2 separate regions of the Homo sapiens genome follow, and region 2 is linked to region 1. Evidence: read pairs that join two places in POLR2A ChIA-PET (ENCODE). Cell type or tissue: MCF 10A. All regions are shown on one strand. Links, peaks and the distances in the headings refer to the core of each region. The heading gives the core; the rest is flanking DNA. Region 1 overlaps SPIRE1 (spire type actin nucleation factor 1). Region 2 overlaps SPIRE1 (spire type actin nucleation factor 1).

Region 1 (12,969 bases), core at 3,377-8,376:
CTATAGGTTCTTGGTCTTCTGATAAGATTTCTTTTTTTTTTTTTTTGAGATGGACTTTTGCTCTTGTCGCCCAGGCTGGAGTACAATGGCACGATCTTGGCTCACTGCAACCTCTGCCTCTTGAGTTCAAGCGATTCTCCCGCCTCAGCCTTCTGACTGGCTGGGATTATAGGCACCCACCACCACGCTCAGCTAATTTTTGTATTTTTAGTAGAGACGGGGTTTCACCATGTTGGCCAGGCTGGTCTTGAACTCCTTACCTCAGGTGATCCACCCGCCTTGGCCTTTCAAAGTGCTGGGATTATAGGCATGAGTCACCGCACCTGGCCCTGATAAGATGTTTTGAGAGCAGGTGTGTTTTCTAGGTTTAGGAAGAGTAAAATGTGAAGAAAAATTACTTGCCTTGTCCATATTTTTGTAACGTCAGGTTGTGTTATAAAGAATAGCTTAATTATCATTTTAAAATTTAACCGTATTATTATTTGCAGAATTGAGTTAGCTAAGATCCAGAGCTCTTAGTAATTTCAGTTTTTTTTTCATAATTCAGTGCAGTATGTCATATAATAAATACAGCATTTAAATGTGTTAGACTCCATTGGAGCTGCCTTAATTTAAGAAAAAATAGGGACTTAGAAACAATGTTTTAGTAAGATTAATAATAAATTTGGTGCTTTGTTATTTATACAAGTAGGTTTATTATTATTATTATTTTTTTTTTTTTTTATTTTTATTTTTAGACGGAGTCTCGCTCTGTCGCCCAGGCTGGAGGGCAGTGGCACGATCTCAGCTCACTGCAAGCTCCGCCTCCCGGGTTCACGCCATTCTCCTGCCCCAGCCTCCCAGGTAGCTGGGACTACAGGCGCCCGCCACCGCGCCCAGCTAATTTTTTGTATTTTTAGTAGAGACAGGGTTTCACCGTGTTAGCCAGGATGGTCTCGATCTCCTGACCTCGTGATCCGCCCGCCTCGGCCTCCCAAAGTGCTGGGATTACAGGCATGAGCCACTGTGCCTGGCCTGGTTTATTATTTTTTAATAATTTAATTTCAAATTTCTGATTGTGAAATTTAAGGGGTTTCTATGTGTTCATTGCAGGGATTTCAAGCATAATACTGAAATACCAGGTCAGCATATATGTGTGGTGTTCTTTTCAGTAGCAGTTTCATCATCCTTAGATTGGGGGTGTTGGGTGTTTTGTTAGTGGCAATGCCCAAATAAAGGATTTAAGAAGTTGTATTTCAAATTTTATAATGCATCTACATATTGTTGTAGGTTTTAGTAAGTTTTAACTGTTGTTTTAAATGAAATGTAGGCTTCCCAAGGGATTATATTGTATAATAGAGAAACAAAAATAATTTATCCCTTTTGGCATTAATTTTTGTATTTTCTTTCTTTTTTTTTTTTCTTTTGAGACAGAGCCTTGCTGTGTCTCCCAGGCTGGAGTGCAGTGGCACAATCTTGGCTCACTGCAACCTCCACCTCCCAGGTTCAAGTGATTCTCCTGCCTCAGCTTCCCGAGTCGCTGGGACTACAGGCACATGCCACCATGCTGGCTAGTTTTTGTATTTTTAGTGAAGACGGGGTTTTACCATGTTGGCCAGGCTGGTCTCAAACTCCCGGTCTCAGGTGATCCACCATTACAGGCGTGAGCCACTGTGCCCGGCCCATTTTTGCATTTTCTATTCAACTTTGAAAGGAGGGACAATTTTTTCCAAGTTAGATCTAAAAAGGCAAGAACTTAATATTTTTATATTGTTAGAATTTTTGATATACTATTCAACATGACACAAAGGGGTGGGATTTGATTTGAGTCAGAAGAGGTAAGTTTTGTGGTTTCTGGGTGTGTATTTTTCTAGCTATGCAATTTTGAGTAAGTAATTTTTCTTCCAGAACTTTGTCTTTCTTATCTATAAAATGTTAATGGTAATTTGTATTAACCTCATAGCTTATGAAATTTTTAAAGAGATACTATATATTAAAATGTTTCATAAACCTTAAATGCACTATTGTGAATTAAGATGATACAAATATAGTCAGCATTCATCTGCATTTAGGTAATGAAATATGAAGATTTTACATACAAGGCACAGTTATCTAATTATCGTTTTATTATATTGTCATAAAATCCACATGATCTTAACATTAGTTTAGTACTCACTTTGTAAAGAAGCATTAGTTCATTTTATCTCCTAATTGACAGCCCTTATAATTTGATCCATAACATAGGTCACCAAAAGAATTGGAATCTAACTAAATAGAAGTTTTTCAGAATTAAAAAAAAAGTAAAAATTTGGAGGGGGCAAAACACAAGGAAACAAAAATTTCAATCTGATATTGATTTAATTCAGAAAAATAGGTATTTTCTAGGGCTAACAGTGGTTATCAGTGGGGAGGAGATTGGGATTGTGGATGGTCATTTATCCATATTGTTTGATTTAAAAAAAAGTATCTGTGTATTACTTTGGTAATTAAGATAGCAAAAAGCAGGAGTGGTGAGGCGGTAGAGCCAGAGGGAACTACTTTTTCTTAGAAGTTTGGTGAAATGACAGAAGGAATTAAAAAACAGCATAAGGAGGAAGTTTTCTGTTGCGTTTTAGGTTAGAGACGATGGGCCATTTGGTGGTGGTGGTGTGAGGGAGCCTGGAGTGCGTGAGCCAGGTTCAAGAGTGGTTATCTAATGAAGCAGACCCAGGAACACATGGGAGACGATGGTTGTCTGGAGTAGTGCTGCTCAGAACCAAGACTGGTCCAGGGCTCTGTGGTCTCTGAGACCCTCTCAGGGGATCTGCAAGGTCAAAACTATTTTCATAGTACTACTAGGATATCATTTGCCTTTATACTTTCATTCTCTTAAGAGCGTACCATGGAGTTTTTGGAGGCATGAGGAAGACTGTCAGAATGACTGCAGAAGCAGATGAGATCCAGCCTTTTTTTTTTTTGGAGACAGAGTCTTGCTCTGTCACCCAGGCTGGAGTGCAGTGCCATGATAACGGCTCACTGTAGCCTCAACTTCCTAGGTTCAAGTCATCCTCCCACCTCAGCCCTCTGAGTAGCTGGGACTACAGGTGCATGTCACCACACCTGGACAGTTTTTTATTTTTTATTTTATGTGTATTTTTTGAGACAGAGTCTCACTCTGTCACCCAGACTGGAGTGCAGAGGTGCGATCTTGGCTCACTACAACCTCTGCCTCCTGGGTTCAAGCGATTCTACTACCTCAGCCTCCCAAGTAGCTGGGACTACAGGCGTGCGCCATGATGCCCGGCTAATTTTTGTATTTTTAGTAGAGACAGGGTTTTGCCAGGCTGGTTGTGAACTCCTGACCTCGTGATCCTCCCGCCTCACCCTCCCAAAGTGTTGGGATTACAGGCGTAAGCCACTGTGCCTGGCCTGTTTTTTTATTTTTATGTTTTTTTTTTTTTTTTTTTTTTTTTTTGTAGAGATGGGGTTTTGCTATGTTGCCCAGGCTGGTCTCCAACTCCTGAGCTCAAGCAGTCCTCATGCCTCGGCCTCCCAAAGTGTTGGGATTATAAATGTGAGGCACCTTGCCCAGCCTCTGTGGCTTTCATTGAGCCTGACATTAAAAGGTTTTGTAAAATGTAAAACAATTCCACTGTTCTCATTTTTTTAATGTAGTTTTTTTTTCCTCCATAAAATGTTATTAACATTTAATGGGCTTAAATGAATTAATACATATTTTAAACATTCCTTGGTTTTAATTTCTAATACAGTAAATATTGATAGATTATAGCCCACATTAAAAAAAAGCTCTTTGGGCTCTAATTTTTTAGTGTGTAAAGAGAGTCTAAAACCAAAATTTAAAGGTTTGAGAGCTGTGGTATGAGAGCACAGATGGCAGAGGTACTTCTTCCTAAGAAACAGAATAGGGAGGTAGGAGGAAACTAGAGTTGTGGGGTAGGCAGCAGGAAGCCCAGGCATCCTTGCCATATGGGTTTAAGGCTCTTTTTGTCAGCAAGAAGGCAGGCTCATTTCTGAGACTGAGGTTATACGGGGTCACAAAGGGGACTGACTACTAGAGCCTCTCTTGGCTCTTAAATTATTTTTCTGTTGAGCAAAACAAATTGTTTTTCTATTTCTGCCATTCCCTCTGTAAACCCCTCACCCAACTCTTGCTAGTATAAGCTGCCTGAAGGAAGAGGCTGGCTGCCATTCTGGGGCAGCCTGTTCAGCCTTTCTGAATTCAGAGAGGCCTTGTTAGGTGGCCCTTGTGCCCAGGCTCAGCTCATGGGGCCTCCCTTTCCTTCTCGCTTCTCTGCCTCAGATTCTCCATTGAGGGTGGATAGCTGCAAAAATTATTATTATTTTTTGAGACAGAGTCTTGCTCTTGCCCAGGCTGGAGTGCAGTGGCATGATCTCAGCTCACTGCAACCTCTGCCTCCCAGGTTCAAGCGATTCTCCTGCCTCAGCCTCCTGAGTAGCTGAGATTACAGGCATGTGCCACCACGCCCAGCTAATTTTTGTATTTTTAGTAGAGATGGAGTTTTGCCGTGTTGGCGAGGCTGGTCTCGAACTCGGAACCTCAGGTCATCTGCCTGCCTCAGCCTCCAAAGTGCTGGGATTACAGGCACGAGCCACTGTGCCTGCCATAAAAATTATTTACATTTTATTCAGCATCAAGCCTAGCTTTATACGTGCAGCATATTATGTGTCATTCCTGGTTGGGAAGTGTAAGGTTTCCTGGGAGCAAGAAGGAAGTCCTTCTTAAGCAAGGCTTACAGACTCCCAGGGAGAACAAAATCTCTTTATCTCTCTGGGGTTTTAGGACCCTCATCAAGTCATAGAATTGAAATAGAGAACATCAATTGTTCAACTTTTTAATTTTAATAGTTTTTGTAGTACATAAAAATCATGTTATGAATTATTTTGTAGTTTTAATTATAACTTTTTTAGCACTTTTACCATATTCTTAAAAATTAAAAATTATGAGTTCTGAGAAAGCAGTGAAATCACATATAGGTATTTGATTAACTTTTATGTGATCTTTTACCTCAAGCTAATGTTTCTTAAAATCAAGTATTTTACCTTATTTCTTACTGTTTGGAAAATGTTTTAATATACTTGATTATACTAAGTATTTTCCAGCATTTGAACTCCTTAATGGAAATCTTTCATATGATTTGTTTTAAATGACATGCAAATTTTTTTACTTTAATAGGCAATTTAATTTTTCCCTATAACTTTTTCTGCTTTTTGAAAGTATAATTTACATACAGTAAAATTTACCTTTTTATTTAATTCTTTGAGTTTTGACAAGGATATTTTGTTGTTAACTATCCCTACAATCAAGTTTTGTCACCCCTTTAACGTCCCCCATGCCACTTTGTAGTTAGCCCTGCCCCTCCTCCCAGCCCCTCTTAGCCACTGATCTGTATGTTGTTCTTACAGTTTTGAAAAGGACATGTAATTTAAACAGCGTGTGACCCATATTTCTCCCTTCCTAGTAGTGGCTCACAGCTCAGACTACTAATTTATAAACTCTTGAATGACTAACCTGTACTCGTAGGCGCTTGCCTGTCAAGGAAGCAGTTCAGACCCAGATTTAAGGGTAGCTTTTATTCCAATTTTACAAATTTTTCCTACTGCCATTGTTTAAATAGTTTTGTGGATTATAATCTTACTTTTGAAGAAAATTGCTAAATATTTGAAAATGCTAAAACAGAACTGATTTGAATTTCCATGTATTTTAATTGAGGCTTTTACATTGGTTTTTTTCCAGCTTTCCAAATTTCATCACATTCCTGTCTCCTATTAATCACCACTAATTATGTAGCACTCAGAGGCCCTTTCCCTTCAGCAGGAAAGAAGGTTAAATGAATAACTAGAACAATCCTGTTCCCTTGGGGGATTAACTGTATTTTAAGTGGAATAGGTTAAAGTATTATATAAAGTTAAATGAACTTTTATCATTACTTTAATCTTGATAGAACTGGTTTGTAAAAATTGTACCATAGAATCATTTAAGCTTTAGTGAGGGAAACTATTAAAAAGACTCATGTTCACATCTCAGAAATAAAGTTCATGTATACTGGGCATAAGTACCTATTCTGTGTTTCATTCCCACATGCATCTTGAAGAAATATTTTACAGCTTACTCATTCCTGTACACTAATAACAGACAGAGAGCCAAATCATGAGTGAACTCCCATTCATATTGCTACAAAGAGAATAAAATACCTAGGAATCCAACTTACAAGGGATATGAGGGACCTCTTCAAGGAGAACTACAAACCACTGCTCAACAAAATAAGAGAGAGACACAAACAAATGGAAGAACATTCCGTGCTTATGGATAGGAAGAATCAATATCGTGAAAATGGCCATACTGCCCAAGATAATTTATAGATTCAATGCCATCCCCATCAAGCTACCAATGACTTTCTTCACAGAATTGGAAAAAACTACTTTAAAGTTCATATAGAACCAAAAAAGAGCCCGCATTCCCAAGACAATCCTAAGCAAAAAGAACAAAACTGGAGGCATTGTACTACCTGACTTCAAACTATACTACAAGGCTACAGTAACCAAAACAGCATGGTACTGGTACCAAAACAGATATATTGACCAATGGAACAGAACAGAGGCCTCAGAAATAACACCACACATCTATAACCATCTGATCTTTGACAAACCTGACAAAAACAAGAAATGGGGAAAGGATTCCCTATTTAATACATGGTACTGGGAAAACTGGCTAGCCATATGTAGAAAGCTGAAACTGGATCCCTTTCTTTATACAAAAATTAATTCGAGATGGATTAAAGACTTAAAATGTTAGACCTAACGCTATAAAAACCCTAGAAGAAAATCTAGGCAATACTATTCAGGACATAGGCATGGTCAAGGACTTCATGACTAAAACACCAAAAGCAATGGCAACAAAAGCCAGAATAGACAAATGGGATCTAATTAAACTAAAGAGCTTCTGCATGGCAGAAGAAGCTACCCTCAGAGTGAACAGGAAACCTACAGAATGGGAGAAAATTTTTGCAATCTACCCATCTGACAAAGGGCTAATATCCAGAATCTACAAAGAACTCAAACAAATTTACAAGAAAAAAACAACCCCATCAAAAAGTGGGCAAAGGATATGAACAGACACTTCTCAAAAGAAGACATTTATGCAGCCAACAGACACATTAGAAAATGCTCATCATCACTGGTCATCAGAGAAATGCAAATCAAAACCACAATGAGATACCATCTCATACCAGTTAGAATGGCAGTTGTTAAAAATTCAGGAAACAACAGATGCTGGAGATGATGTGGAGAAATAGGAACGCTTTTACACTGTTTTTGGAAGTGTAAATTAGTTCAACCATTATGGAAGACAGTGTGGCGATTCAAGGATCGAGAACTAGAAATACCATTTGACCTAGTGATCCCATTACTGGGTATATACCTAAAGGATTATAAATCATGCTACTATAAAGACACATGCACACATATGTTTACTGTGGCACTATTCACAATAGCAGGCTTGGAACCAACCCAAATGTCCATCGATGATAGACTGGATTAAGAAAACGTGGCACATACACACCATGGAATACTATGCAGCCATAAAAAAGGATGAGTTCATGTCCTTTGCAGGGACATAGATGAAGCTGGAAACCATCATTTTGAGCAAACTATTGCAAGGACGGAAAACCAAACACCACATGTTCTCACTCATAGGTGGGAATTGAACAATGAGAACACTTGGACACAGGGTGGGGAACATCACACACTGGAGCCTGTTGTGGGGTGGGGGAGGGAGGAGGGATAGCATTAGGAGAAATACCTAATGTAAATGGGTGCAACAAACCAACATGGCACATGTATACCTCTGTAATAAACCTGCACATTGTGCGCATGTACCCTAGAACTTAAAGTATAATAACAAAAAAATTTTACAATTAGAAGAGTGTTTCTCTGTCCACCTCTGAAGCAAAAGAATATTTAGTTTGAATTAAGAGGCATTAATTACTCTCAGTCAAAAAATTTTGTTTTGTTTATGTAAATAACAAAAGAGTTCAGACCTGTTAACAATCTTTTTAAATTAAAAATGATCATCCTCTGGGCAAAAAAAAAAAAAAAATATATATATATATATATATTTTACAGCTTACTATATTCCAAGTACTGTTATAGACATTAATTAATCATCACAGCAAATGTATGAAGTAGATCCTATTATTTGCATTTTAGGGATGAGAGCTAAGTATATAGAGAGGTTAAGTAATTTGCCCAAGCCGACATAGCCAGAAAGTTGCGGAACCACTTTATCTCTTTACTTTTCATATATTTGTCTTTTCTTTATTCAGCCTGTATCTGCAATGTAAGGTATCTACATAATGCTGATGGTTAATTTAGTGCCTTATTTGGAATAATGAGATGCCTTTGTATCTCCTTATATGCCTCTTAACTGCAGCTACTTCAGTTCTTGGCATTTTATAGCCAACGGATATAGTCCTGTTAGATGTAACCTTGACAAAAGTGTTAACGCAGTCCATGAACCTTCAACCTCTTAGATGAGGACAGGGTCTGTACTGTAGGAACTTGTAAAGTAGTCTGATTCCAAATTACTCAAAATGATTCAAGAATTGTTCTATATAGTTGAACCTCCTGGAAAGTCAAATCTGCTTTAGGGGACCCAGAGATCTTGAGAGAAGCCAAGAAATACATCATAGTCTCTTGGACCTCGATCTGGTTATGTACAGTTTTTGACCCAAACAGGGCTATATCAATTTTTAATGTTTTCTGAGCATCCTAAAATAAACTACTAAAGGCTGTAAATGGGGTTTGCTGCTTTATACGGAGTATAACATTTTAAAATGTCTTTTTTTGTCTTTAGCTAAATCAGCTCACTACCCATAATTGATTCTACCTTCTGGCTCGTTTAGGTGACAATTAGATTTGTATTTCCTTTTTTTGGGGGGGGGCGGGGCGGTGTGGGGAATGGAGTCTCTCTCTGTTGTCCAGGCTGGAGTGCAGTGGTGTGATCTCAGCTCACTGTAACATCTGCCTCCTGGGTTCAAGTGATTCTCCTGAGTAGCTGGGATTACAGGCAGCCGCCACCACGCCCAGCTAATTTTTGTATTTTTAGTAGAGACGGGGTTTCACCATGTTGGCCAGGCTGATCTCGAACTCCTGACCTCAGGTGATCCACCCGCCTTGGCCTCCCAAAGTGCTGGGATTACAGGCATGAGCTACCATGCCCCGCCCTGTATTGCCTCTTTTAATTGACAATGGGTAGCCCTTAATTTCAAAAGTAACTAAAAAATCCAACCTGAAAGAAGAAAGTAGTAGTTATGCACACATGAAAATATTTGCATGCATGCACAACTTTAGCTGCATAAATGAGGCTGTTTTATGTGACTGAGAAATAGTATTTGATACCAAACTAATTAAATCTTAAAATATCTTGTAGAAACAACAAGGCAATTATTATTGAATCTACTCTTTTAGCAGATGGCTTTGCCTGATCTTACGCTTTATGGGTTTGTAAATGGAATTGCATCACAAGAAGTTAAAATGATGAAATGTATTGTCAAAGAGGACTGGAAGAATAAACTCCAGTAACTGCTGGTAACAACAGCATTTTCTCCTTGGTCAGCAGGCTAAGAGGAATGTTTAGGAATGCTTGCATTCTACTTTCTGTCTTTTTGGATTAAAGACCCCAAACACACCTGAATTCCCATGGCCGCAACACGGTGTGGAAATCAGTTTGTACGTCCTCAGAGGAAATTGTGTCTGTACATGAGTTGCCGCTTCCGAGTGTCAATTTTAATAGAGGTCTTGGCAGAGGGATCATTGTAGTGTGATGAATAGATAATCTCCACTTAGATTTCATGTATCAGACATAGACTAGGACATTATGACAGTCACTTGGCATATTTGAAATTCAGTCATGCTTCCCCCACCCCCGCCCAGTTGGCATTTATTACTAAAATGACCTTTCTGGGTTACAGTCATAGATGTCTATCAGGGGACATGATTTGACCATAGGATACATAATTTATACAAGTAGTGTTCCTTTGAATAGTTTTTACTATATCTGAAGACAAATAATAGTTATATGTCTGGCAAAGGATTTCAGAATAACTCAAATTATCTGGGAGTAAATATTTTATAATTACTTTTTTTTTTTTTTGAGATGGAGTCTCACTCTGTCGCCCAGGCTGGAGTGCAGTGGCGTGATCTCGGCTCACTGCAACCTCTGCCTCCCAGGTTCAAGCAATTCTGTCTCAGCCTCCCAAATAGCTGGGATTACAGGTGTCCACCACCATGCCTGGCTAATTTTTGTATTTTTAGTAGAGATGGGGTTTCATCATGTTGGCCAGGCTGGTCTCAAAAGAGTTTACCATATTTACTATATGGGTAGCTTAAACACCTCCCAGTACTTTACAATAGAGTATGTAGATTTTTTTTTTTTTTTTTTTGAGTCAGTGTCTTGCTCTGTCACCCAGGCTGGAGTGTAGTGGTACGATCTCGGCTCACTGCAACCCCCGCCTCCTGGGTTCAAGTAATTCTGCTGCCTCAGCCTCCCGAGTAGCTGGGACTACAGGCACACGCCACCACGCCTGGCTAATTTTTGTAATTTCAGTAGAGACGGGGTTTCACCATATTGGTCAGGTTGGTCTCAAACTTCTGACCACAAGTGATCCACCCGCCTCAGCCTCCCAAAGTGCTGGGATTACAGGTGTGAGCCACCACTCCCAGCCATGTAGAATGTTTTTTTTTTTTTAATAATTTGCCTTATTAGGCAGGCATGGTGGTTTACGCTTGTAATCCCAACACTTTGGGAGGCCGAGGCGGGCGGATCACCTGAGGTCAGGAGTTCGAGACCAGCTGATCAACATGGCGAAACTCCGTCTCTACTAAAAATACAAAATTAGTTGGGTGTGGTGACACGTGCCTGTAATCCCAGCTACTCGGGAGGCTGAGGCAGGAGAATGGCTTGAACCCTTGAGGCAGAGGTTGCAGTGAGCCGAGACCACTCCAGGGCGCACCAACCTGGGCGACAGAGTGAGACTCCATCTCAAGAAAAAAAAAAAGGCCGAGTGCAGTGGCTTACGCCTGTAATCCCAGCACTTTGGAAGGCCGAGGCAGGCGGATCACCTGAGGTCAGGAGTTCGAGACCAGCCTGGCCAATATGGTGAAACCCTGGCTCTACTAAATACAAAAAATTAGTTGAGCATGGTGGTGGTTGCCTGTAATCCCAGCTACTTGGGAGGCTGAGACAAGAGAATTGATTCAACCTGGGAGGTGGAGGTTGCAGTGAGCCAAGATCATGCCATTGCACTCCAGCCTGGGTGACAAGAGTGAAACTCTCTCAAAAAACAAAACAAAAAAGAATTTGCCTTATCAGTCTGTCTTAGTGAAAAATTAAAATGATTTAAATAAAATAAAACCAGTATTTTTCAGCACACATAATGCAATGCGGATGGGATCTGTGTGGGAAGGGACTAGATTTTTATTTAGTTTTTCAAAGTACATTTATTCATTTGTAGCATTTGTAGAAATGATGTTGGCCAGGCGCAGTGGCTTACACCTGTAATCCCAGCACTTTGGGAGGCCAAGGCGGGCAGATCACGAGGTCAGGAGATTGAGACCATCCTGGCTAACACAGTGAAACCCTGTCTCTACTAAAAATACAAAAAATCAGCCAGGCGTGGTGGCGGGCGCCTGTAGTCCCAGCTACTCAGGAGGCTGAGGCAGGAGAATGGCATGAACCTAGGAGGTGGAGCTTGCAGTGAGCCAAGATCACGCCACTGCACTCCAGCCTGGGCAACAGAGCGAGACTCTGTCTCAAAAAAAAAAAATGTATATTTGTTGTAAAAATTAAAACATCTTGAAGGGTAAAAGAATGTAAAAATCACTTCATACCCTACTGCTTAGTGATAGTGGCTGTTTAGAGTATTTTTCTCGGCATCTCTTCCCTTAGGTACATAACAATATTGACACATTAATTGAGCATCTGTTGTGTGCCATTCTTAGAGTCACATGCATCTTTGCATTAAAAGACAGACTTGGCTTGAAGGAGTTAGCCAGGCTGAGGGAAAGGATTTAGGTAAATCCAGTGGAACTTTCCAGGAAGAAGGACACCATAGTGAAGATTCTGAAAGAGCTAGCTGTTTTTGAAACTGACAGAACACAAGGATGTCTGAAGCATAGAGAAGGAGGGAGAGTTAAAGAAAATGTAGGAAAGACAAGGTGGTGCCAAGTATTACAGGTCATGTTAAAGATTGGACACAGCTGAGGCCTGGGCACAGTGGCTCACGCCTGTAATCCCAGCACTTTGGGAGGCTGAGGCGGGCGGATCACGAGGTCAGGAGATCGAGACCATCCTGGCTAACACAGTGAAACCCTGTCTCTACTAAAAATACAAAAAATTAGCCGGGCATGGTGGTGGGTGCCTGTAGTCCCAGCTACTCAGGAGGCTGAGGCAGGAGAATGGCGTGAACCGGGGAGGCGGAGCTTGCAGTGAGCCAAGATCGCGCCACTGCACTCCAGCCTGGGCGACAGAGCAAGACTCTGTCTCAAAAAAAAAAAAAAAAAAAGACTGGACATAGCTCCGTTTTCCCTTCAAGGGAAGAAACATTTCTGTCTGAAATTTTTTTCTATTCCTGTGATCATTCTTCTGTTGTTATGTATTGTTCATCTGCTGTTTTCTTACATTCTTTGTATTTCCCACGCTACACAGATGTGTTTTATACACTCATTATTTCATCAGTTTATACATCATTTAATTAATTGGTACCATAATAATAGTGGTGCAGTTGTATAAATAGGTTTGGGAACAAACCCAACTGACCCATGGTAAGCATAGGAACAGAAATGCCTGGTGACTGAAGGAGTAGCTGGCCTGTGACGTGGAGAGAAGTCAGTATGATAGATCTGGGGATTAGGGAGTAGAGATGGATGAGTCATTTAGGTGGAGGCTAATTGAGCTTCTGCAGTTCAGTATGG
Region 2 (12,969 bases), core at 3,300-8,299, 60 kb after region 1:
GTCAAACTAAAGTCATGAATAATTGCTGTATCACTGTCAGTAACTTTGATCCCTGTCTTTCCATCATCTTCAACTTTTTCCTCTCTACTTTCTTTTCATCACCATTCAAAACATGCTTAAAACTCTGGTCTTAAAAGACAGACTGAAAACACCTACCTCTGCCCTGTCTCATCTCCAGCTACTAACATGTATTTCCCCTTTTCTTCATTGAATTTTCTGAGACTGCTGTGTACACATTTCTGTTTACTCACCCAGATTGCCCTTGCCAAAGTCTCCAATGACCTCCACCTTACTGAATCCAGTGGACGTGTGCTAGAGTTCCTCTTACTTCTTATCCACATTCAGTACATATGACGATGCCTTCCTTCTTGAAATATTTTCTTTCTTTGGTTTTTGTGATACCACAGTTTTTGGATTTCATCCTTTTCTCCCTTTCCCAACACTGTTGCTCCTTTACAGTCCAATCTCTTGGTTTCTCATCCTCTGGCCAGCCACTGAATGTTTAGTTCTTCTTCTCCTGTGTGCATTCTCTCCTTAGGCTGTCTCATACACTCTGACTTCAGTAACCAATGACATGCCAGGGAATCCCACTGTATGTTCCTAGCCCATGGCTCTCCTTTGCCACCCACACAGCTGCCTATTTAGTGTCTGTGATTATATTTCCCACAGGTATTTAACTTGCCATCTTTCTCTTCCAAACTCTTTTTCCTCCAGTTTTCCATATCAGTAAATTCTACCACTATCCCTACTAGCTCAAGCTAGAAACCCAGGAATCATTTTTTTTCTCCCTACATTTAATGCATTGTGAAGTCCTGTCCATTCTACCTCCTAAAGACTTTCTCTATCTACCTATTACTATGCATCCCAAGAAACCATCAGCCCTAGATTTGACTCTACTGCAGTAGCCTCCTATTTGATCTTCCTGCATCTGCTCTGGCCCATTTTTAATCCGTTCTCTAACACTGTATTTTTAAAGCCACATTATCTATCTATTTTTTTAAAAATTAATACTTTTTTTAGAGCAGTTTTAGGTTTACAGAAAAAATTGTTCAGAAAGTATAGAGAATTCTCACATAATCTTAAGTCACTTTCTCCTGTTATTAGTATCTTGCATTAATGCAGTACGTTTACTACATTGAACCAATGTTGTTCATGTAGTACATTTACTACATGAACCAATATTGATACATTAAAAATTAAAAGTCGGCCGGGAGCGGTGGCTCACGCCTGTAATCTTAGCACTTTGGGAGAATGAGGTGGGTGGATCATGAGGTCAGGAGATGGAGACCATCCTGGCTAACACGGTGAAACCCCGTCTCTACTAAAAATACAAAAAATTAGCCGGGCGTGGTGGCAGGCACCTGTAGTCCCAGCTACTCGGGAGGCTGAGGCAGGAGAATGGCGTGAACCCGGGAGGCGGAGCTTGCAGTGAGCCGAGATTGCACCACTGCACTCCAGCCTGGGCAACAGAGCAAAACTCCGTCTCAAAGGAAAAAAAAAAGAAAAATTAAAAGTCAATAGTACATAAGGGTTCACTTTTTATGTTTTATATTCTGTGGGTTTTGACAGATATATGATGACACATGTCCATCATTACTGTTATATAGATAGCTCATTTCTTTTTTATCTTTGAATATTATTCCATTATCTGGATTTACCACAGTTTGTTTACCCATTCACCTATTGAGGGACATCTTGGTTGCTTCTAAGTTTGACTATAAACATTCATGTGCAGGTTTTTGTATGGACATAGTTTAAACTTATTTGGGTAAATACCAAGAAGCATATTTGCCAGATCATTTGGTAATAGTGTGTTTAGTTTTGTAAGAAACTGCTAAATTGTCCCCCAAAGTGGTTGTACCATTTTGCATTCCTGAGAGTTCCTATTGCTCCACATCCTTGCTAGCATTTGGTGTTACGAGTATTTTATATTTTAGTTACTCTCGGAGGGGTGTAGTAGTATCTCGTTGTAATTTGCAGTTCCTTAATGGCATATGATGTAGAGAATGTTTTCATATGCTTATTTTCCATCTGTATATCTTCTTTGGTGAGGTGTACATTCACATTATTTGCCTATTATATAATTGGGTTGTTTTCTCACTGGGTTTTAAGAATTCTTTCTATATTTTGGATACCAGTTCTTTATCAGATATGTGTTCTGCAGATATTTTCTTCCAGTCTGTGGCTTGATCATTTTATTCTCTGAAAAATGTCTTTAATAAAGTCCAGCTTAGTCAATTCTTCTTTCATGGGTTGTGTTTTGGTGTCATATCTAAAACATCATTGCAAACCCAATGCTGCCTATCTTCTAGGAGTTTTATAGTTTCGGATTTTACATTTAGGTCTATCATCCCTTTTGAGTTAATTTTTGTGAAAGGTTTAAGGTCCATGTCTAGATTCATATTTTTACTTGTTCATATACAGTTGTTCCAGAACCATTTGATGAAAAGACAATCCTGGCTTCATTTTGTATTGCTTTTGCTCCTTTGTGAAATATCAGTTGACTCTATTTCTGTGAGTACATTTCTCGGCTGTGTACTCTGTCCCATTGATCTATTTTATCATTTCTTTTGCCAGTACCACAGTGTATCTTCTATTTAAAAATTTTTTTAACAATTTTTTTTGTTTTGTTTTCGAGACAGGGTCTCATTCTGTTACCCTGGCTGGAGTGCAGTGGTGCCAACATGGCTCACTGCAGTTTTTTTCTGGGCTCAAGCGATCCTCTTGCCTCAGCCTCCCAAATAGCTGGGACCACAGGTGCATGCCACCATGCCTGGGTAATTTTCTAATTCTGTGTAGAGACAGGCTGGGTGTGGTGGCTCATGTCTGTAATCCTAGCACTGTGTGAGGCTGAGGCAAGAGGATCAGTTAAGGCCAGGTGTTTGGGACAGTTGGGGCAACATAGTGAGACCCTGTCTATTAAAAAAAAAATGAGATGAGATCATCTTGGTCCACAAAACACATCAGTGGCCTGTATTAATTTTATTTGATAAAGACCCATATCCTTTAGATAGCCTGTATGAGACCCTGTGTGATTGTGTAATTGACCCCCCCAAGCCCCCACTGCTGGTCTAGCTTCATCCTCGCTCTTCCTCTAGTCATTAGGATTTTTCTCAGTCATTCCATGTTCTTCTTGACCTCTGGTCCCTCATACTCAGTATTTCCTGTTTCTGGAACTCTACTGTAACCCCATCTGCTCCTGTATAACTCCTACTGATCTTTCAGGTGTCTGTTTAAACTTTACTCTCTTAGTGAGGGGCTTCCGTGACCCCAGACTAGGTTGTAGTTCCCTGTTATATGCTCCCATGACACCTTCTCGTTATTGTAATGTTTAACATGGTTATATGAGTCAGTTTATTATCTGTTTTCCCCAAGTCAAAAGCTCTGTGAAGGCCATAAACCTCCTGTGTTTTCTTCATTGCTGTATCTCCATTGCCACATACACTTTGCTCTTGGGAAATGTCTGTTGACTGAATTAATGAAGGGAACTATGCACAGTGGACATTAGCTAGATTAATAGAAAATTATGCTTTTGAAGGGATAGAGTTTATTAGATGTGGGATTACAATAGTATTTAGAGATTGTGACAAAGTATTTTATTAAAGCTTTATAGTATTTTTGTGAACACAGTGGAAAAATGTGAGATCATTTTATGAAGTTAGGTTGCAATCAGTGTCAGCATGGGGAAAATGTCCCTGGTATTCTGAAGGGCTTCTTAGTTGGGACTCACCTTTAAATAAATTTTCTAAAGACGCAGAATGCATACCCAGATTGGCCAGTTTTGGTCTGGGCATGATAATGTGTTAGATGGCAGACTCTAGATTTTACATGATTCTACCAAGCTAAAATAATTGTTCAAAATAAATAGGGGCCAGGTGTGGTGGCTCATGCCTGTAATCCCAGCACTTTGGGAGGCTTAGGTGGGCGGATCACTTGAGGTCAAGAGTTTGAGACCAGCCTAGCCAACATAGTGAAACCTCATCTCTACTAAAAATACAAAAATTAGCCGAGCGTAGTGGCTGGCACCTGTAATCCCAGCTACTCGGGAGGCTAAGGCAGGAGAATTGCTTGAACCCAGGAAGCGGAGGTTGCAGTGAGCAGAGGTTGTGCAACTGCGTTTCAGCCTGGGTGACAGAGTAAGGCTCCATCTCAAAAAAATAAAATTAATAAATAAATAGGATAAAATAGGTTTGAGATAAATATGTAACCTTTTACCAGGTCTGAAAAACATCTTTCACAAGCTAAAAAAAAGAAACACACACTAAAGGAGAAATATGCTTAACTATTATGATGTGTGTGACTTGGCCATTCTGGTTGACTGTAAACCCAAAGGGTTGATAATTTAATGAGCTTACCAGAAATCTGAATACTGAACTGGTTGTATTTATGTGGTGTGGAACAAGGGAAGTCCTCATTTGGTGTGTTATCTGATGATTATACAACACATGGAATAGGATTTAATTCTTGATGCCACATTTTAGCCCAAGCATGGCAGAGTAGGAGATGTCCAGGTGTGCGGCTCTGTGGGAGAGTAGAATTATGGATATGGAATTCCATAAGTGAGGAGGACTCCAGCCTGGCTTTGTTATATATTAACTGCCTCAGTTTTCTCATGTTTAAAATGAGAATAATTAATGTCTGCTTCCCAGGATCATCGTAATGTATAAAGGAAAACATACTCCTAATGAAGTGCTATACAGATATAAGGAAATCCCATTTATTTGATTGACAAGGGGACTTGAAGAAACTTTTCTGGTTTTGGTTTTTGAATTTTTAAGCTGGAAAAGAGGGGATTTTGGTAATGAAGCATGACGACAAAGGCAATAGCAGCTACTGTTTGTTAGATAACAACTGAAAGGGTAGGCGCTGTGCTCCACAACCTTGATATTTGATATAGGTCATCTCCATTTCAGCAGATTTGACATTTAAGACTTACGCTATCTATTGCTATTTACACATGTTAAACAAAAATTTTAAAGCACATACTGCATGGAGAGCAAAGCGCTGCATTCTAGCAAATACCAAGAAGAATCATACTTGATCATGCCAGCAAAGGAGACAAATATGGACTCCAATACTTTTAGGAAGTCAAAGTCAGCACAAAGAGGGGCTGGATGAAGGGGAATAACGTGGTGATGGGAAGACTTGATTATGGGATACGTGGTGGGTGCTCTGCATGAAGCATTGGTGTTAGTGTGTGTGCTGCTATTCAATAGTGAGGCTGCCCTCAGTGGCTGGACCTGGCAGCTAGAGAACAAGCAGTTCCATCTGTGTGTCTGTTGACCCCACACAGGATAAACAAGTAGATATGACATTGTAGTAGCCTTAAATTTTAGAATATGTGGTTTTATTTAGTGCCCTCTTTTCTTCTACCCCATTTCAATTGGTTGGGCTTTAAAACCACTTGTTTCATTTAGTTCTAAAACTTTACACTGTAATTCATGTTCATTTTAACGAATGTCAGAGGCCCTGGAAATGTCCAAGGGGGCAAGGGGGCTGGTGCTACTGTGATAGGACATGAGCAACGGTTTTCCACCTGCCTTGAGACTAGTAACTCAGATGAATATTTTAGATCTGATGCTGTCTTTTCTCTTGTTTTTTTTTTTTGTTGTTGTTGTTTTTAAACATTTCTACGTTTTGGCCAATAACCTCCTAAAATTAGCATAAATAAGTATATATCTATGCAAAGTCACCTGTCCAGGTACTCTTATGTTTCAGTCATTTTTCTGGTAGCCCCCCTTGTCTCCAATTCAAGATGGTGTCCGAAGAACTAGGTATATGCTTTTCTGGCAAAATATTAGACATTCCCTCAATCCAGTGAAAGTGATGAGTCAGCTGGTGCACATGCCAGTGTAATAATGCCAAGCCTTGTTATGCCTGTGCTCCTTTTTTTTTTTTTTTTTGAGACGGAGTCTCACTCTGTCGCCCAGGCAGGAGTGCATTGGTGTGATCTCAGCTCACTGCAAGCTCCCTCCCAGGTTCACGCCATTCTCCTGCCTCAGCCTCCCGAGTAGCTGGGAATACAGGTGCCTGCCACCATGCCTGGCTAATTTTTTTGTATATTTTTAGTAGAGACAGGGTTTCACCGTGTTAGCCAGGATGGTCTCGATCTCCTGACTTTGTAATCCACCCACCTTGGCCTCCCGAAGTGCTGGGATTGCAGGCATGAGCCACCGCACCCGGCCATGTTATGCCTGTATTTCTAAGAGTATGGGTTAATTTTAGAATTACTTTTTGGCTCAGGTTTAAATTAGGAAAGGTGAGTAGATTTGGGATGTTTAACCAGACCAGATGTAGTTTATCCTTGGGCTAGCAGTTCCTCCAGGATGTTTCAGAGCTGTTCAGGCTGGATCACGCTGGATCACCACTACAGTGATCTGTTGGAATGACAAAGGTGGAGTAACTTTCTGTGTTCATAAGTTCCATATCTAACTTTAAACCATATATGTCTGAGAGGAAATAATTTATATCTTGGCTCATTCACTCATTAACTTTTGAGTCCTTACTGTTTATAAAATAATGTGAAGATATAAAGATGAATTACAGAAGGATTTTGCCTTCAAGGAGCTTAGTCTTGTTGGAGAATTAAGATAGGTATATAATTAGCCATAATCCAAGGTAACAAGTGAAATATACCACATAAACATGCAAATTAACATCATGAAGATTCTGAAGAAAAAAATAGTTGTTTTCATTAATTCATAGAGATTGTGATGCGATGGTAGAATCAGGGATACCAAGGCATCATAGAGGAGATTCTTTAGAGCAAGAGGATGGACAGATGAGTGGAGTTGGACATACAAAATGCAGGAGAAAGGCCATGCAGAAAATAGGAATGATACTGAACAGTGGCATAGAGATGAGAAAGTGTAGAGCATATAAAGGAAAGAGTAAGAAATCAGTATAGCTGGACAGCAGCATACATGAGTGATAACTAAAATTAGCTTGCAAAGGTAACTTTGTAGTAAGATGAGAAAAATGATTGGCATGTAAGAGTGGATTTGTCATTTAACACCTATGTTCCCACCCTGGGAAGGTCCAGAAAACACTTTCACCATGACTGTGAAAAATAAATTAGTAAGGGGAACCCCAGCATCCTTGAAGTACCCCGATCACTCTTCTACGTCTACGTATGCCATACCTTACAGTGGGAACTCTGGTCACTGAATTGGGAAACCTAATGCAATGGAAGTAATTGGATCCCAGGGTGGCAGGAGCCAAATGGTGGCACTCAGTCACCAAAGGCAAGGCAGACATGATTACCAAAATGAACAGCAGAGTTAAAGCAGCAGTCATAATAGTCCAACTCACAAAGACCAATGGCTTTGGTTATTTGATCATGGCATTTCTAGAAGTGAAATGGGAAACGTAGTAAATTCTTACTTGATTTGTATAAGCAGGAAAGTTATAGGTTAGGTAAACAAAACTCAAACTTGATTAATAAAAACAGAGAGTCATGACCCTCAGTCAATTCCCATACTTGAGCCATTTCCAGACCCAGAATCCATTGAATGTAGGGAGGCTGAATTCCCTTAAGGAAGGATCCTGGTATGCTACCAAAAATTTATATTTTGTTAATCCTTCCCCAAAGGACTTAGGGCTTTTTACCAGTGTAACTGCATATTGGGGAAAAAGGAGTAATCAGACCTCTTAGGGACAGCTGGACACAGGCTCTGAACAGATAGTGATTCTAGGAGACCCAAAATGTCACTGTGATCCACCAGTTAAGAGTAATATTATGTGGGCTATTCTGGGTCCTTTGCCTTTTTATATAAACTTTAGAACTAGTTTGTTAATATCTGCAAAATAATTTGCTGAAATTTGGATTGCATTGAATCTGTAGATCAAGCTGGGAAGAACTGACATCTTGACAATGAGTCTTCCTGTCCATGAATGTGGAGTGTCTCTCCGTGTCTTTAGTTCTTTCATTTTGTTCATCAGTATTTTGTATTTTTCCTTATACAGATCTTGTATGTATTTTGTTAGATTGACACCTAAGTATTTTATTTTGGGGGGTGCTCATGTAAGTGGTATTATATTTTTAATTTCAAATTCTACTTGTTCATTGCTGATATGTATTAAAATGATTGACTTTTGTATATTAACCTTGTATCCTGCAACCTTGCTATAATTGCTTATTAGTTCCAGAGGGATTTTGTTCATTCTTTTGTATTTTCTACTTAGATGATCATGTCATCTGCGAACTAAGTTTTATTTCTTGCATACCTGGGATAAATGCCACTTGGTTGTGGTGTATAATTTTCTTGGTACATGGTTGGATTCAATTTGCTAGTATTCTACTGAAGATTTTTGTGTCTATGTCCATGAGAGATATTGGTCTGTCGTATTCTCATAGTATCTTTTTCTGCTTTTGGTATTAGGGTAATGCTGGCCTCATAGGATGAATTAGAAATATTCCTTCTGCTTGTATATTCTGAGGTAGATTGTAGAGGGTTGACATAATTTCTTTTTGAATGTTTGGTAGAATTCACCAGTGAACCTATCTGGTCCTGGTGCTTTCTGTTTTGGAAGGTTATTAATTATTTATTCTTTTATTGAGTTTCTTTATTGGTTTCCCTAGAATTTCTAGTATACATTTACAGCTAATCCAAGCCCAGTTCAAATAACACTCTACCTCTTGATAGGTAATGTGAGTGCCCTGTACTAATGAAATAATCCCGAATAAGATATATACATAAGCATACATAATTGAATACATTGTTGCTATTATTATTTTGGACAAACTGTTAGCTATTAGACCAATTAAGAATAAGCAAAATAAAAGTTTTTATTTTACCATCACTTATTTTTACTTCAGTGCTCCTCCTTTCTTTACGTAGATCTGAATTTTTGACCCATATTATTTTCTTTCTCTCTAAATAACTTCTTTTTAATTTATTTTTTATTTGAGACGGAGTCTTACTCTGTGGCCCAGGCTGGAGTGCAGTGTTGCAATCTCGGCTTACCGCAACCTCCACCTCCCGGGTTCAAGCCATTCTCCTGCCTCAGCCTCCCGTGTAGCTGGGATTACAGGCATGCACCACCATGCCCAGCTAATTTTTGTATTTTTGGTAGAGATGAGGTTTTGCCATGTTGGCCAGGCTGGTCTCAAACTCCTGACCTCAGGTGATCTGCCAGCCTCGGCCTCCCAAAGTGCTGGGATTATAGGAGGGAGCTACCACACCCAGCCTAAAGAATTTTTTTTTTTGTTTGTTTGTTTGTTTGTATTGTCGCCCAGGCTGGAGTGCAATGGCACGATCTTGGCTCACTGCAACCTCCACCTCCCAGGTTCAAGCGATCTACTCCCTCAGCCTCCCGAGTAGCTGGGACTACAGGCGTGCACCACCATGCCCAGCCAACTTTTGTATTTATAGTAGAGATGGAGTTTCACCATATTGGCCAGGCTGGTCTCGTACTTCTGACCTCATGATCTGCCTGCCTCGGCCTCCCAAATTCCTGGGATTACAGGCGTGAGCCACCGCGCCCGGCCAAGAACTTCTGTTAACATTCCTTGCAAGGCATGTCTACTGACAACAAATTTCTTCCATTTTTATTTGTTTGAAAAGTCTTGGCCGGGCGCAGTGGCTCACACCTGTAATCCCAGGACTTTGGGAGGCTGAGGCGGGAAGATCATTTGAGGTCAGGAATTCAAGACCAGCTTGACCAACGTGGTGAAATCTCGTCTCTACTAAAATACAAAAATTAGCCAGGCATGGTGGTGTGCACCTGTAATCCCAGCTACTCGGGAGGCTAAGGCAGAAGAATCGTTTGAACCCAGGAGGCAGAGGTTGCAGTGAGCTGTGATTGCACCACTGCACTCCAGCCTGGGCGACAGAGCGAGGCTCCTTCCCAATGGAAAAAAGAAAAAAAAGGAAAAGTTTTTATTTCTCCTTCACTTCTGATGGGTAATTTTGCTGAATACAAAACTCTAGGTTGATGCAGGTTTTTCTCTTAACATTTTGAATATTTCATTCCATTTTCTTCTTGCTTGCATGGTTTCTGAGATGTGAAATGTAATTCTTATCTTTGTTCCTCCATAGGTAAGGTGTGGTTTTTGTCCTTTTAACTTCTTTAAGAATTTTTGCTGTATCTTGGATTTTCTGTAGTTAGAAACTGATATGCTTATGTGTAGTTTTTTGGCATTTATCATGCTCGATGTTCTTTAAAATTTTGGACCTGTAGTTTGATGTCTGACAATAATTGAAGGAAATTCTTGGTCATTATTCCTTCAGGTATCTTTTTCTTTTCTTTTCTTTTTCTTTCTTTCTTCTTTTGTTATTCCTATTACACATAATTTATACCTTTTGCATAATAGTTGTCCCACAGTCCTTAGATACTCCATTTTGTTTTTTGTTTTTGTTTTTCCCCAGTCTTTGTTCTCTTTGCTTTTCAGTTTTGGAGCTTTCAGTTCTCTTCGGTAAAACATACACAAGTGTGAGGGTCCTCCTCTGACCAGGTCCCCTGGAGTTTTTTTTAATTCTCAGGATTGCTGTGCTAAGCTCCTAGCACTTGGTCAGTTACCATTCAATTTTTCCCACCCTGGCGCTGGTTCCCAGGGCAGTTTCCACTTATAATGCTCTGCTCTGGAAGCCACGAATACCTGTATTCACCTCTCTGCCTCTCCAATCTTGGGGACATTGGTTTGCCCTCTGCTCTCATCTGTATGGATCCAGGAAGAGTTGTTGATTTTTCCATTTGTTCAGCTTTTTACTTGTTGTCAGAATAGAGTAGTGACTTCTAAGCTCCTTACATGTGGATTTAGAAACTGTTTTTTGTTTTTTACTTTGTTCATGGTGTTTTAAAATTTTTGTTTTGCCTTATACATGTGTTTTATGTTTAACATAACTGTCTTTCTCCTTATGGCTTCTAGAGTTTGACTCATAGTTAGGGAAGTCTTCTCTAATTCGCCCCCTTTATTCTCCTAGTAGTTTCTTGGTTTCATTTTTTTTCCAATGACTGCCACTACCCAGTCCAACTTTCTTTGCCCACTGGGTCTGTTCCATTAGTCTGTATGCCTGTTTATGCTCTAGGGTCACACTGCTCTAATCATTGATTAGATCCTTGAGTATGTGATAGAGCTGGGACCCTTTAATTTTCCTGGATGTTTTGCTAGTTTATTTTTTCATATGAATTTTAGGATGAACTTGGCTAGTTCTAACCTGACATTGTAAAACTATGCTTTTTGTATCAGTATGAAAAGCCCCTTTTATGCAACATGAATTTCAGGAAAAGAATAGCTGTTTAAGAAACTGAAGATATGTAAAACATAATATATATACTCTATTTACATCGGCTTTATGTATGATTTTTGTTCATTAGAAAAAGATAGAATTTAATAGTTTGCTCTTGAATATTTACACATTTCAGGAATGCTTTTGTACATAAAAATAGATTTGTTTGGCTTTAATAGTATATTTTCATCTTATGTTCTTCTGTAACTCCTAAAGTTTTTAAATAATTTTATATTCCTTTAATTTTTCTTTTTCGGTATCTTGTTCTATTTTGAGTGGTAACAGTTTTGGGGTTTTTTATTTGCCCCAAGAATCTTCTAAAGATCTAAGGGATTATAGATACAATTGATGCCAATAACATGGAAAAGGACAATACATATTTCTTGTATCACAACTATTTTTAGAAGATTCATTGGACTATATAGATGAAGTTTTTACATTCAGGTAACATGATTGCATTTGTTTTTATGAATAATTGGAATATCTCATAATGTTCTAATTTATATCTACTCATAGGAACCTAAATGAATTTAGCAAATATGAGAGTTTTCTAGTCCCGGCTACTTGGGAGGTGGAAGCAGGAGGATTGTTTGATGCCAAGAGTTCTAGGCTGATGTACATTATGATCACACCTATGAAGGGCCAATGCACTCCAGCCTGGGCTGGAGACCCCCATCTCTTAAAAAAAAAAGACTAATATAATAGTTGTATGAAATTTGTATTATTTTGATGCTCATAGATAATACTTTCTTATATAAATGTATAGATCAACACCATATACCTAGAACTCAGATTTTTTTTTTTTTAATGAGTATAGAACAGGGATTCATAATCGGGGTTGGGGGTATCTGTGAGTGTGAATGGGAGAAAATGCATCGTTACTTTTGCTACCCTGTAACTGAAATTAAACATTCATTCAACTGTGAATCTAAGTGATAAACCACAGTAGTATTAGCATATTCGTGTTGTCACCAATAGAAAACACAGATCTTTTCATGTTAAATTACAGTGATTGCATATCTCTCAAATATACTCATCACCACTCTAAAATTAATTGCATCTGCCAATATCATGTAATTTAATGGGTGTATAAAGAAGCATATACATGAAACTATATTATAATTTTGTTATTGTGTTAACTATATTTTAGTATATTTTATAATCTTAGAAGTTGTGTTGTATGCATTTAAAGACATTACTATAGGCTATGTGTAGTGGCTCATGCCTGTAATCCCAGCACGTTGGGAGGCAGAAGCAGAAGGATCACTTGAGCCCAGAAGTTCAAGACCAGCCTAGGCAACATAGTGAGACCCTTTCTCTACAAAATTTTTTTAAAAACTAGCCAGGCATTGGGGGTGGGGGGCGGGAGAGCATCAGGAAAAATAGCTAATGCATGCTGGGCCTAATACCTAGGTAATGGGTTGATGGGTGCAGCAGACTACCATCGTACATGTTTATGTAACAAACTTCCACATCCTGCACATGTATCCTGGAACATAAAATAATAAAATAAAATAAAACAAAAAATATAAAATAAAATGTTAAGAAAATAAAATAAATTTAGTCAGGTGTTGGTGGCAGGTGCCTGTGGTCCTAGCTACTCTGGAGGCTGAGATGGGAGGATCACTTGAGCCCAGGAAGTCAAGGCTCCAGTGAGCCATGATTACACCACTGCACTCCAGCCTGAGTGACAGAGTGAGATCATGTCTCAGAAACAGAAAACAAAACAAATACATTA

What was found. Peaks named below come from ENCODE experiments on the same cell type or tissue, not always from the same donor. Only the 100,000 strongest peaks of a DNase experiment are listed, where the experiment ranks them.
Region 2: POLR2A ChIA-PET joins it to region 1 with 5 read pairs; 5 of 35 experiments call an interaction of 5 or more read pairs at or near these places.

The regions. Positions count from the first base shown.
Region 1 is chr18:12,622,013-12,634,981 of GRCh38, reverse strand. The region is part of intron 2 of SPIRE1 (spire type actin nucleation factor 1); the gene reads left to right. Among named protein-coding and RNA genes, the nearest start is that of SPIRE1, 30 kb to the left of the region's middle. In MCF 10A, for the core only: no CTCF peak of the experiment used is centred there; no DNase peak of the experiment used is centred there.
Region 2 is chr18:12,562,275-12,575,243 of GRCh38, reverse strand. The region is part of intron 2 of SPIRE1 (spire type actin nucleation factor 1); the gene reads left to right. Among named protein-coding and RNA genes, the nearest start is that of SPIRE1, 89 kb to the left of the region's middle. In MCF 10A, for the core only: no CTCF peak of the experiment used is centred there; a DNase peak (open chromatin) is centred at 5,833.